Linked DNA regions of Homo sapiens: region 2 is linked to region 1. A link is an interaction called in ENCODE POLR2A ChIA-PET data of the cell type or tissue named here. Cell type or tissue: OCI-LY7. All regions are shown on one strand. Links, peaks and the distances in the headings refer to the core of each region. The heading gives the core; the rest is flanking DNA.

Region 1 (6,159 bases), core at 770-5,769:
CATCCTCACTTCTGCCAGGTAGCAGTTTGCATTGTTAACAGGGAAGCAGAATGGAAGCTTAACAGAGAAGCAGTATGGAAGACGTCTCCTTAGCCCAGTGGTCAGTTGCATCAGAGAAGTCTGCTCTGAAATGCGAACACTTTCTCTTGCAGCTGGCAGCCCCCTGCAACCTCAGTGCCCTCCATGGCCAGGGCCAAAGCTTCCAGGTGCCCAGATAACATCCCAAAGTCACTCTGAGAGAAGAGAGAAAATCGGTCTTACTTTACCTTTTCTAACCAGGAATTTACATGGTTAGTTTTACATCTAACACTTCAGCAGGGAGAAGACATGATCTAAGTGTCCATGTGGACACTCTGTGTGACTCGGATCCAGGATCTGCTCTTTCAGCCCCTCCATTTATCGCAAAAGGGATGATGATTAATTCCTCCATGCCTAGACTTCACTTTAGACATCACCTCAGAGAGGCCTGTCTTACCCAGCCAATCTAACAAGCCATCAAACACAGCCACTGCCTGGCTGCTCTCTACCCTGTTATTTAGCCTGATTTTAATTCACACACTTTCATCACTTAACATTATACTATCTGTGTATTTATTGTTTGCCTTCTTCTAGACCGTAGACACCAGGAGGACGGGGACAGTGTCTAAGTGGCTCTCACCGTATCCCTAGTGCCGGCACAATGTCTTTACACATCGGAGGTGTTCAGTGAACAGTTACTGAGTGAATAAAGGACTTAGCACCAACTGCCGCTCTTTTTCATGAAATTACAGAGCTTTGCTATTTCATACCCAAATACTAAAACCTACTGAGATTTTTGCAAATTTCCATCATTTATAGTTATATCCAAGGTGGATTTGAGTGAGCAGGTACATGAGGTATTTGCAGGGCCTCATTTCACTGTGCCAACCAGGCAGGAACTGCTCTGATCTTTGGGAAGGGAACCACCTTATCAGTGAGTTCCAGTAAGTACCTGATAATTATTGATCATAGTGCTTGTACTTATCCTGTAGTCATATATTGCACAGGTGACCAAATGCCTCCTATTTCTTTGAGTTAAGGAATATTGACATTTGATGAGGAAAGCCATTTAAACACATGGGAAAATTGGATGTTGTCTCTCACCCCTAATACTCCAACCATAGCCCCTGTCCTATTCCATGCTCTTAAAAAAATTTTAATTGATAGAAGAAAGAAAGATTATCTACAAGGATATGAGCAATTTGCTAAACAGTGGTAAAACGAGATTATGTACAGGTGTTGATTCCTAGGTAAAAATGGGGGTCAGAGCTGCTATCCTTTGGCTAGTAAAACAAGATTACTTGGTGAAATTATGTAAATCTCCTCGAAAGAAATAAGTTTCAGAGTTGTCTAGAGAATATCACTTGGACTGTTCTCAGGCTTTCCACTACATCTATTGTACCACTATGGTGCCCTGAAAAGAGGCTTTCTCAGGCTTAATTCCATGGCTTAGTCTTTATTCCAGTATCAAAAAGGGGGAATCCCAGCCAGAGCTCCCATGAGGGAGGATAGCTGCATGCTAACCACATTAATCTATTATCAAGGTAACTCGGTCATTTTTGTCAGGCAGCACAGTGCTGTGATTTATAGCACATTCATCTTTGGGAGTGGGACAAGATTATCAGTAAAACCTGGTAAGTAGGCAATATGTCACTAAAGTAGGAGGCTTAATGTGGCTACTGAGACCCACTAAACTTACTGCAGTATTTGGAAGGCCCAAGTGTCAAGAAATTAATGGTTTATGCAGACTTAAGTGGATTCCAATGAAGGAAGAAATGTTAAAGTAATGGCACAGAGGATAGAAGAGCTAGCTGTGAAAAAAAATAGCCATGTGGATGAACCAAACGCAACAGACTGAAAGAGCCTAGAGAGTTGATCCTAAAGAAAAAGGCAGAAAGTCTGGCTGAGCACTTCCAGTTCTGCTGACCTGGCTTGATTAGTGAATCTGGGCCACAGTATCTTTATCTATAAAATGAAAACATTTAATATCACCTCAGATTTTTTGTTTTAATTTTGTGGGTACATAATAGGTGTATATATTTATTTTAAAGATAAGCTAATATATGTGAAAGTATTTTGTAAATTCTTAAATGCTATCCACATGTAAAATATTATTTGTTTATAGAACAAAAAAAAACTATGTCAGATTTAGAATTCTTTTAACATGAGAATTTGTAGGTTCTTAGTGAAATAGCCATTTACATGTGATCTGTAGCCCTAGGCATTGGTAAAAAGCACTTTCTCTTCTACTGAAATATAGTGGCTCAAATGCTACCCAAATGAAAAGGGCAGGGGAAGGGAAGTCATTTTGTAAAGGCAGGCATTACAGTGTGAATTCTGGGGGTTACCAGAAAGTTACCTTTGGAACTGGAACAAAGCTCCAAGTCATCCCAAGTGAGTCCAATTTCCTATGCTTTCCTCTTCCTTGTGTTGTCTTCTCTCAGACCGTAACATTTGGAGCACATAAAGAGATATTATGGGCCTGCTCTTTTCTGGCTGTTTCAGGAGACTGAAAAGGATTGTATAAGAACATCCTTTAGCATGTTCTTAGTATTGTTTTGTCCAGTGTGTGTTTCTTCTTAATATCAAAAAAAACTAAGACATTGCCTGTGAAGCCAATGGAAAACAGTAGATTTGCAAAGAAAAGAACTAAAGAGAAGACAAGTGGTACTTTTTACCAAGCTTAAAGCAGAGTGGGTGTCCTTTAATCAGAGGGATGCTTGGTTCTGGGGGCTGGATAGGACTCAGGTAAGTAACAAGGCTACCACTGAGTCACTGAGCTTCTAAAATGAGTTGACTCGGGGGAGCAGGAAGCTGCCACTCATGATGATCTGAATGCTATTCCGTGAAGTTTCAGATTGATTGAAGTTAAAATTAGGGGTGACACTATGTCAGGAATCTAAAAATTGATAACTGTAATGGAAATGAAAGAAGGGCTAGCTACATCTGTTGGATAAATGGAGTTGAAAATCATGAATTTGATGGCGACAGACCCAGAGAGTTGGGCAGGTAGAAACTTCATTTCAAGTGATATGCAGTAAATACCCCAAATTTGAGTCAAATGGCCTGTGTAAAAAGGAAGTGAAAATGTAACCCGTATCTCCTTGTAGGTGAAAAGGCCATATCTCTAGGTCTTAGGTATGAAAAGGATGTGTGGGCTTCTGGGTGTTTTTGACTGACTAAGAAACACTGTGGGATGGATAGCAGCTATAAATTGATCTTCGGGAGTGGGACCAGACTGCTGGTCAGGCCTGGTAAGTAAGGTGTCAGAGAGGCAACAGAAAGATTGAGGGTAAAATGTCTTCATGTCTCAGGAAATGATTGTATAATGCAAAATGAGCTGGAGTTTTTTAGGAGCACTGTTACTAGAGTTCTGATGTCTGGTTCTAGCAAAAGAACCCTAATATAGCTGTAATCCCTCTCTAGAAGGAACAAGGAAGAGGATTCTTCTCTGAAAGCTCCTCCTAAGATTTATCCATCCTCTGCCAAAGTGTCTTGTGGATCCAGGATACTTACATCTTTGTTAGCAGTGCTGGCCCAACCTGCTCAGCCTCAGATCACCTATCCCTCATTTGTAAAATGAGGATAATATTTAAGCTCATGGCACAGTTGAAGCCCAAATGAGGTAGTGGAATATATGCAGATTATTAATCCATTTGGCTCATAAATGAAGGTTTTCTTTCCTTTTCCCTAAGTAGATCATGGGTTGAAATACCTAACACTGCAAATCATTTTTGTATGGGGATTTGCTATAGTGTGAATTCAGGATACAGCACCCTCACCTTTGGGAAGGGGACTATGCTTCTAGTCTCTCCAGGTACATGTTGACCCCATCCCACCCATGTTTTCCCCCTATCTGGTTTAAGGCTTCCATATGTATTGCGTGTTATCCTCATGGATTTCATCATCCTTGTTTTATTATCAATGTTCTGTGAATTTAAGATTGAGCCTCCATGGACTCTTCATTTAAAAATGAAAATAGCTAATAGAAGAGTTGGAAATAACAGTAGAACTAATTCACTAGGTCAGGATGGAGAAGGGAGTAATACCCTAGACAATTAGGACAAACGTGGTTTTTCCAGAAATAGACTCACTTCCTGTTTAAAGCCTAGACTGTGGTCTCTCCCCGGGCACCCTTCACATTCCTCTAACCCTCCATATCCCAAATTTAGCTGTGGAATCTTAGACAATCTGTGACCTATGCAGCTACAGAAATCTTTTCTTACTGAGAATATCTGCCTATTTGAACCAAAAGATCCTTGAGAATAGACAGTCTCTAATATTCCATGAAGTGTCTGATATGGTCCTTTTACAAAAGTAAATACTTGATAAATTCTTGCTTAATTGAAGTTAAACACCCAAAGAAATCAGGTTTCCAGGCCAAAGGGAAGAAGAAAATTAAGCAAATGACACAGTACATTTGAGCGTGTAGTGGGGAGGAAGAAATGCTAGATTGGGATTCAAATAGAGCCATGTTTTGGTCTCTGCTGCCAACTAGCAATGTAACTTAGACCAGATCTCTTGCCTCTAAGCCTCAGTTTCTTTATCTGTAAATGGGGAAGTGGGTCCAATGGCCTCTCTGGCCTCTTAGTACAAAAAGTCTATGAATGTATCCCATTTGGGGCACTTTTTTCTCCTAGGAGTAACTCAATAGCTATTTTAAAGCTTGAGTGTTTTCTAACTCATTAGAGCACATCAAGAAGAGGGGTGAAGTGACAAAAGGGAGTTTATTGTGAGGCATCAAACACTGTGATACTCACGGGAGGAGGAAACAAACTCACCTTTGGGACAGGCACTCAGCTAAAAGTGGAACTCAGTAAGTATGAGATTCTATGGTAATTACAAAATGTATTCTGGTGACAATAAGTGGAAGAAAAGGTGATGTAATTTTTGTCATTGTATCTTATTTTTAATCTATTACTGAAGCATTAAGAATTGTGACATCCAGATAAATTAGTGAAAGTATTCAAAGGCTATATAAGCATGCTTTCGTTAGGGTGGAATTTAGCTAACCACTAAGACTTTTTCCAAGATATGAGATTTTCAGCTCTCTTCAACGTGAGAGTTTTTAATACTAGTATTAAGCTAAACGATGCTCAATGGAAGAAAAGAGCTAGAAGAGCAGAAAATTGCACCGTCATGATCAAATAGATCCTTTCTACTTCCACTGCCATGGACTCAGTGGTGCATTTAGAAGAGGGTATTCAAGGTCATTTTAGCCATGCCCCAAAAAAACCACTCCCAATTCATTCCAGAGATTGTGCCCCCTTATGCTAAACATCATCCAAGAAGAGTCAGTGAAGTACAGAGAAAGGAACCCAGGGCTTCTTGTTTCGGTCCAGAGTTCTAGGTTTGATTTGGTCCCAACTGGATGTGTGATATTGGAACGAGTCATTGCCCCTCTCTGCACCTCAGACTCCTCCAGTGGATGAGGGGGTCAAAGCCCTCAAAATCTGTTGTTCTGGGATTTCGCTATTATACCACCCGAGAGTTTATAGGACTCGAGAGTATGGAATCTTGTGAGTATTTCATAAACAAATTCTATGACCCTCAGGAAATAGCCCTGTTAATCAACAACCTAACTTAACATAGAAATAATAACCACCATCTCAGTCCCTACCATGTTTAGATACGATGCTAGATGCATGACATGTAGAATTGTTCATCTGAAATAACTCTGTGAGGTAAGGGGAAGTATCTTATTTTACAAAAGAAGAAACTGAGGCTCAGAGAAGGAAGTGCCCAAGATCCCAAAGCTAGTAAGTAAAGGGCCTAAATTTAAACTTGGGTCTGCCTGCCTGACTAAAAAGCCCTGCTCTTTCTTTTATTTTATTTTATTTTATTTATTTATTTATTTATTTCTGAGACAGAGTCTTGCTCTGTCACCCAGGCTGGAGTGCAGTGCAGTCTCAGCTCACTGCAGCCTCTGCCTCCCAGGTTCAAGCGATTCGATTCTCCTGCCTCAGCCTCCCAAGTAGCTGGGGTTACAGGCATGCGCCACCACACCTGAAAGCCCTGCTCTTTCTACTGCATGATGTCGTAGAGCTTGTGCTCTAGTTTACTTAGAAATGAGAGGTGATGCCAATCACAGTGACTGGTGAAATGCTTGGAATTTATCTTTTCTACTTTAGATATTGCTGT
Region 2 (6,159 bases), core at 353-5,352, 73 kb before region 1:
GCTCAGATCTCAGAAACCCTTGCAAAGCTCTGTCTCCAGCTACACCCATTCTGCTCCACCCACCCACTTCCAAACAGATGAATTAGACTGACAGGGAGCAAATAGGTAGCAAGGTTTTTCGTAATGATGCCTGTGGTAGTGCTTTGACAGCACAACTCTTCTTTGGAAAGGGAACACAACTCATCGTGGAACCAGGTAAGTTATGCATTTTACTACAGCTCAGTGTGTATATTTCTTTAGGGTTGTTGTAGCGTAGTCCTGAATGAATGGGGCTTCTTGGGAAGTAAAGAGTTCCAAATTAGAAACCCATTGTTTGTTGCAAACAGTAGGGGTAAAATTTGGGAGCAAATGCATTAGATTTCTCTTAAGAAAATATTCTGTATATGCTTGGAAACTCCATTCTGAGGCTTGGTATTCATAAGTTTTTTACAACTACTGAAAAAAAGCCCTAGGTCAGGCTTTTAGTTTTGGGCTCCCTAGAACCAGGAAAAAGGCAAGCTGTGGTTGAGGAGGGTCTCTCCAGTATTTATGAGGGATAAAAGTCATGGTCACAGTGTAGGAAGAGGGAAGGTTAGAAAGAAAAAAGTATTACGAAAGAAGGAGTTTTAAAAAGAGGATCTTTCTCTCCTCTCTCTCTCTCTCTCTCTCTCTCTCTCTCTGGATAAGAAGCCAATCTTGCCCTTGTCACTTTTTTCTGAACTTGCATTAAACCAACATAAATGGTTCAGATTAAATGGTTCTCAAGGTCCCATCCTGGCCTGGGTCTGCTGAGAGCAGTTATGAGCTCACCTCTCCTGTTAGCCCTGAAACTGGGAACTTTGCACAATGGTTCAGGAGCCTGTATCCAATGTAGAAACACAGCCACCAACTCCAGGACAATAGAGAAGTCGTGGTCCCCTACTGGAGACATTGTCTACTGGTAGCCTACTCCAATGTTTGGAAATCCAGGGGCTATATTCTGGTAGTTTGGGTAGCTGCCAACAGTCAATCACTAAGACCAGTCCAGAGAATAGCCTTCAGACACCTTCCAAAATGCCAAGTCCATTGGGAGAGCCATTACCTCTTACATGATTAGGTATTGATTTTGTTTATTCAGAGGAAATAAATAAGTAGGGAATGGTACATGAATGTGGCTAGGCTATCTGACCAAAAGTCCAAAAAGTGACTGGTGCTGTCAACATGGTCTCTGCCTCTCAGAGAATAATATAAACTTATAGGGATTCTCCACTGCCTGTTGCCTCCAGGGAAATGGTAGAATTTGGTGAGTTTTCTTATCTTTGAGGGGAGAGAGACTAGAGCACTGAAAAGGAGGGAAACAGAATCATGTCGTAGCTGATTGTAGTCTGATTGATGTTTAGCAAATTGCATCTGAGCAAAAACTACTGTGTTTCATTTTCCCCTAAAATCATTTCCACTTGAAATTTGGAATTATCTGCAGTGTTAGAATCAAATCTTTGAGGCTGTGCCTTTGGGAGTCTTAGGGAAGAAGGAAATTGATGAAACTGATGCTTAGCCCCTCTGCCAGGATGCTGACCATGCTCCCCGATGACACTCCATTCGCTTCTCTGGTTTTCTTCTCCTGCAGTGGTGAAATGTAATATGATGATGTGAAGCTCAGGTAGGGGATGTGAAAATTTTCAAATCAAACCCCAAGTCCTTAAAGCTTTGACAGTGAATAATGGCCCTACACAACTGTCATTCTCTTTTGCCTGGCTCTAGCCCAACGATCTTGATTTTTGGTGATGAGGCAGAGTAATTCACATGGTCTTTATGTTACATTGCACATGATGACTATATACTCCTGAAACTTATATCTGGATCCAGAGTCAGGAGAAATTATAAAACAAAAATAAGCAATGCAAAGCAAGCACTGGCTTCTCTGACCTGTGTCCATGACACACAGCACCAGTGGGCTCCCTGAGCAGTGACCAATTTCTTGTTCAACCCTCAGGTCCTTAGAAAGCCTTTCGCCAAGCTCAGGGAATTAGAAAGCAGGTTCGTTATTATTGTGAGACTCAGTCTGAGTGATGGGGGAAATTAGGTTTCTAATCAAAATTCTGTACTTGTGACCCAAGAGAATGGAACCAGAGTATAATAAGAATGGAAACTCTTTCTATAACCCTCCTCTCCTCAACCTAACATTTGTTGTAAGAAAGGTCAAGTTAAGTGCCCCATCCCTACCCTCAAGCTATTGTGTTCTTCTTGGATGCCCCTCTCAATAAACTGGAAGTTAGATTTTCCATCATGAAGGCAGCTATTTGTCACCTGCCACCCTCTTCTCTTGCTCTGTCTCAGCCCTGCCCTAGTATCTCTTGGATGGGGATATCACCCTCACATCTCTATCAAGCAGTTCAACTATTATTAGCTTCAAAGGGAACTGAGACTCTGTGTACTCAGCCCCTTGGTCTCATCAAGAGCAGCTTTGTAGTTCTCTGAGCTGTGGGGTCTCTAGGCTGAGAACTGAGGCTGGGGAGGCAGGGCACAGATGTTACAGCTCAGGCCCCAGGGCCAGCTCCAGGCTAGTTACCTGTGAGGCACTGTCATAATGTGCTCCTGGGACACCCGACAGATGTTTTTCGGAACTGGCATCAAACTCTTCGTGGAGCCCCGTGAGTTGATCTTTTTCCTATATTTCTGGGATAATTTGAGTCCTGGCACTGGGGCTGCAATCCAGTTTGCATTATAAATTATAACTAGTAAATGAAATTATAACAAGGAGACAGAGTATTACAGATGTGAAATAGGCCAGAGTGAACACACTAGACTGAGTCACTTAAGTAGCTCTGTAACTCTATTTATTTTAATATATATACTCTATATTAAAACAATAGCTCCCATTTATTTCTGAAATCTTCAGAGCAGCCCAAAAAACACAAAGAAATCTAGAAGAACTACACTAAGAGTTGGAGCATTCAGGTGCAAGGGAGACAGTGGGAGGGATACTTCAGCCCCAATTCCTCAGGAAGCTGCTTCATCTCTGCACATCCCTTTGGCTAAGCTAACTAGTATGCGTGCCTCCTTGCAAACTGAAAACAAGTGTCCTACAGCTTGGAAGATTCTGGAGAAAGGTAGTTAGCATGGTCAGAGTAATTAGGTAGAACAAACTTTTATTTCAGGGTTTAAGTTAAATCCCATATTGGCAGAAAGTCTTGAAATTCTGAGTGACATTTATTACAGTTGTTGCAATTCTTAGGGGATCAGTAGGACTAGCTATGAGAATCTAAAACATAGGTGACTTCTAAGTTTATAAATTAAGAAAGACTGTTCAGGAATGGTACACACTTTTTTGGTATTGTTTACCAGCACATAAACTTAGCAATGTATTGGTGTTCATAAAAAGAGAAAGTCTGACAATAAAGCAATTTTCCAAAGAAATAACACTTGAAACACATGTTGCAATGTAATTATATTTGTGGACTAAGAAAAAAAGACTACAAGTTCTTCAAAGATAAACGATTAAATCTTTAATCTAAATTCTGGACTACAATTTCATACAGCTTCACGTCTGGGTTTAAGTCAAATACAAAATAGACTAGGATGCATATGGCAACTATATTGAGTGCACTCCAGTTTTTAAAAAGGTTTAATTCAGTCAGACACCCATTTCTTTGGTTACCAAGATGCCAAACAATGGATTCTATAAGACACTTTCTTTCAAACAATCGTTTTGAAAATATAAACATTAATGTAGAAAGAGGGATTCAGAAAAATGTTTTATCAAATCAATGTATTATGCTCTATCTGAAATGCTGACTAACAGAGTCAGAGCACAATATCATAAGTGCATGACCTTCTTCAGACATCTGTCTTTTCAGTTATATTGTATTATTCAAATTACTCAAACCCAATCTCCCCAGCCCAAAGTGATGATTTGACAACTGCCTGATGAATTTAGCTTTTAAAATTCTAGCAAGCCTTAATTATCCAACTAAATCAGACCAGGATTAAGAGATACTCTTAAATAAACAAGGAGATAGGGTGTTTATTTTATGGACAAGTTTCTTTTGTAACTTGTAACTCCCTTGAAAGTCAGCCAGAGTATGTCTCAAACCAAAGTCAAGATAGTGAGCAAGAAGTGTTGCACTTATGAAGGGAGGTGAGTGAGCAATGCATGTGGTTTCCAACCGTTAATGCTAGAGTTATCACTTTCTGTTATCAAGTGGCTTCAGCTATGCAAGGAAACCAAACAGGGGAAGTTTTCTCAAGCAGGTTGAAAGCAGGTTCCAAGAAAGCCCTTTGAAAAATGTCTAATCCTTTCAATTGTCTAGAACTAAAGCCAAAAACATAAGGAACCAGATTCTTAGGAATAAGTTTCCTGCCCTGAGTGACTGAAACAGAATCAGTCTTTTAGTTGAGCTTCTCAGCAGAGGAAACGGGGAGAATGATGATGGTAGTGATGGGGGGTTTCTCTGAATAGTTGATTTTCTAGGAAAACCATGATCAACTTTGGTCCATTTACAAAGCCGTGATCAGCAGAAACTTCCTGACTAGCAATCGCCCCCTCTCAACCAGATATAACCAGTTGATCTGGCAGTAGCTCTGCTGCTGTGAACCTCACAGCTGAAGCCCAAATTCAGATTCAGGATAAAGCATTAGAAAAATTATTTATTTTTATACAGAAAATTAGCCAGGTGTGGTGGTGTGCACCTGTGGTCCCAGCTACTCGGAAGACTGAGGCTGGAGGAGAGTCTGAGCCAGGAGGCAGAGGTTGCAATGAGTTGATATTGGGCCACTTCACTCCAACCTGGGTGGAAAAGACCCTGTCTCAAAAAAAAAAAAAAAAAAGGAAAAGGAAAATTACTTATTTTCCATTTACACATTCATTACCAACTTTCTGTTCAGCAACACCTAATGTCTTGATTATAGACCATAGTAGGTAAAAGTACACTGGAATTCAATGTATTTTTCATTTGATATCAAGAAGCAAAATTCACCTAAGTTTCAAATACTAAGGGCCAAATTTACAGGAGCAATTAATATTAAAAGTCAGCATTAAATTTAGGATTGAAAAATGTATCTTGATCATCATTCACAGGTTGGTTGTGTTTCTTGGTTTCAGGTATTAACAGGGCTCTTTCTTTAACAGTTATTTGAAGATAGCCTAAGAATTTAAGTCCCCATGGACACAACATTTATCACAATTCAAAAACTTCAGTGAGGCACTGTGTGAAAGAATCATCACTACCTCTCTCAAAGCTTCAAGACTTGTGGTCTTAAGGAAAGAAAAGTATGCATGTACAGGGTGGTAGTCCAAAGTGAGGCACAAAAGAAGAGAAGGCCAGGAGGGAAGCCAATCCTGGGACCAACATTCCACAGTTCCTCTTAGATTAAAACAAGAATGAACGGGCTTCAATTGGTTTTATTTCTTTAAGGACTTCCTGAAAATGATCATTGTTATCCTCTGATTAAAGACTCAAAGGAAACTATACAGTAGTCAGTCCCCTACAGAAGAATGAGTATTCACCTAAAGGCAGAAACATGTACCACCTACCTTCAGCAGATCCCTTTCCACCCTTTCCAGCAGATCTGGAAGGGATGGCACCCTTCCGGGACCCCAACACTGCCATCCTCAGAACCTCTGAGCCAGTTATGCAGTCCTTCTCAGACCCTCGATTCTTTAAGTGACAGAATGCATAGCATGAGCACCTGCCCTGATCTACCATCCAAGGGCCCATGCATTTACAAAAAACCAACTGGTGCAGAGAGATATTCAGCCTGACCTAGATTGTCCAGAGGATTGATTAATAAAACACAGATAATCGGCTGGATGCAGTGGTTCACACCTGTAATTCCAGCACTTTGGGAGGCCAAGGTGGGCGGATCACCTGAGGTCGGGAGTTCGAGACCAGCCTGACCAACATGGAGAAACCCCATCTCTACTAAAAATAAAAAAAATTAGCTGGGCATGGTGATGCATGCCTGTAATCCCAGCTACTCGGGAGGCTGAGGCAGGAGAATCACTTGAACCCGGGAGGCGGAGGTTGCAGTGAGCCGAGATTGCACCATTGCACTCCAGCCTGGGCAACAAGAGTGAAACTCTATCTCAAAAAAAAAGAAAAAGAAAAAAAAGAAAGAAAAAGAAAAAAGCCACAGATAATCGAAACCCAGATGATCCAGAAACTTCTTTGTAGTTGTCATTTTCCATCTGTGCTTCCAGCC

What was found. ChIA-PET counts read pairs that join two places held together with the same protein. Peaks named below come from ENCODE experiments on the same cell type or tissue, not always from the same donor. Only the 100,000 strongest peaks of a DNase experiment are listed, where the experiment ranks them.
Region 2: POLR2A ChIA-PET joins it to region 1 with 5 read pairs; 1 of 35 experiments calls an interaction of 5 or more read pairs at or near these places.

What each region holds. Positions count from the first base shown.
Region 1 is chr14:22,528,727-22,534,885 of GRCh38, forward strand. It overlaps TRA, TRAJ15, TRAJ14, TRAJ13, TRAJ12 and TRAJ11, and 1 more gene. Among named protein-coding and RNA genes, the nearest start is that of LINC02332, 25 kb to the right of the region's middle. RefSeq lists a silencer at 4,400-4,449. In OCI-LY7, for the core only: no CTCF peak of the experiment used is centred there; DNase peaks (open chromatin) are centred at 2,845, 3,105, 4,531 and 4,735; H3K4me3 peaks cover 3,584 bases; H3K27ac peaks cover 3,893 bases.
Region 2 is chr14:22,456,548-22,462,706 of GRCh38, forward strand. The region is part of intron 2 of TRD-AS1 (TRD antisense RNA 1); the gene reads right to left. It also overlaps TRA, TRD, TRDJ2 and TRDJ3. Among named protein-coding and RNA genes, the nearest start is that of TRD-AS1, 23 kb to the right of the region's middle. In OCI-LY7, for the core only: no CTCF peak of the experiment used is centred there; a DNase peak (open chromatin) is centred at 2,424; H3K4me3 peaks cover 412 bases.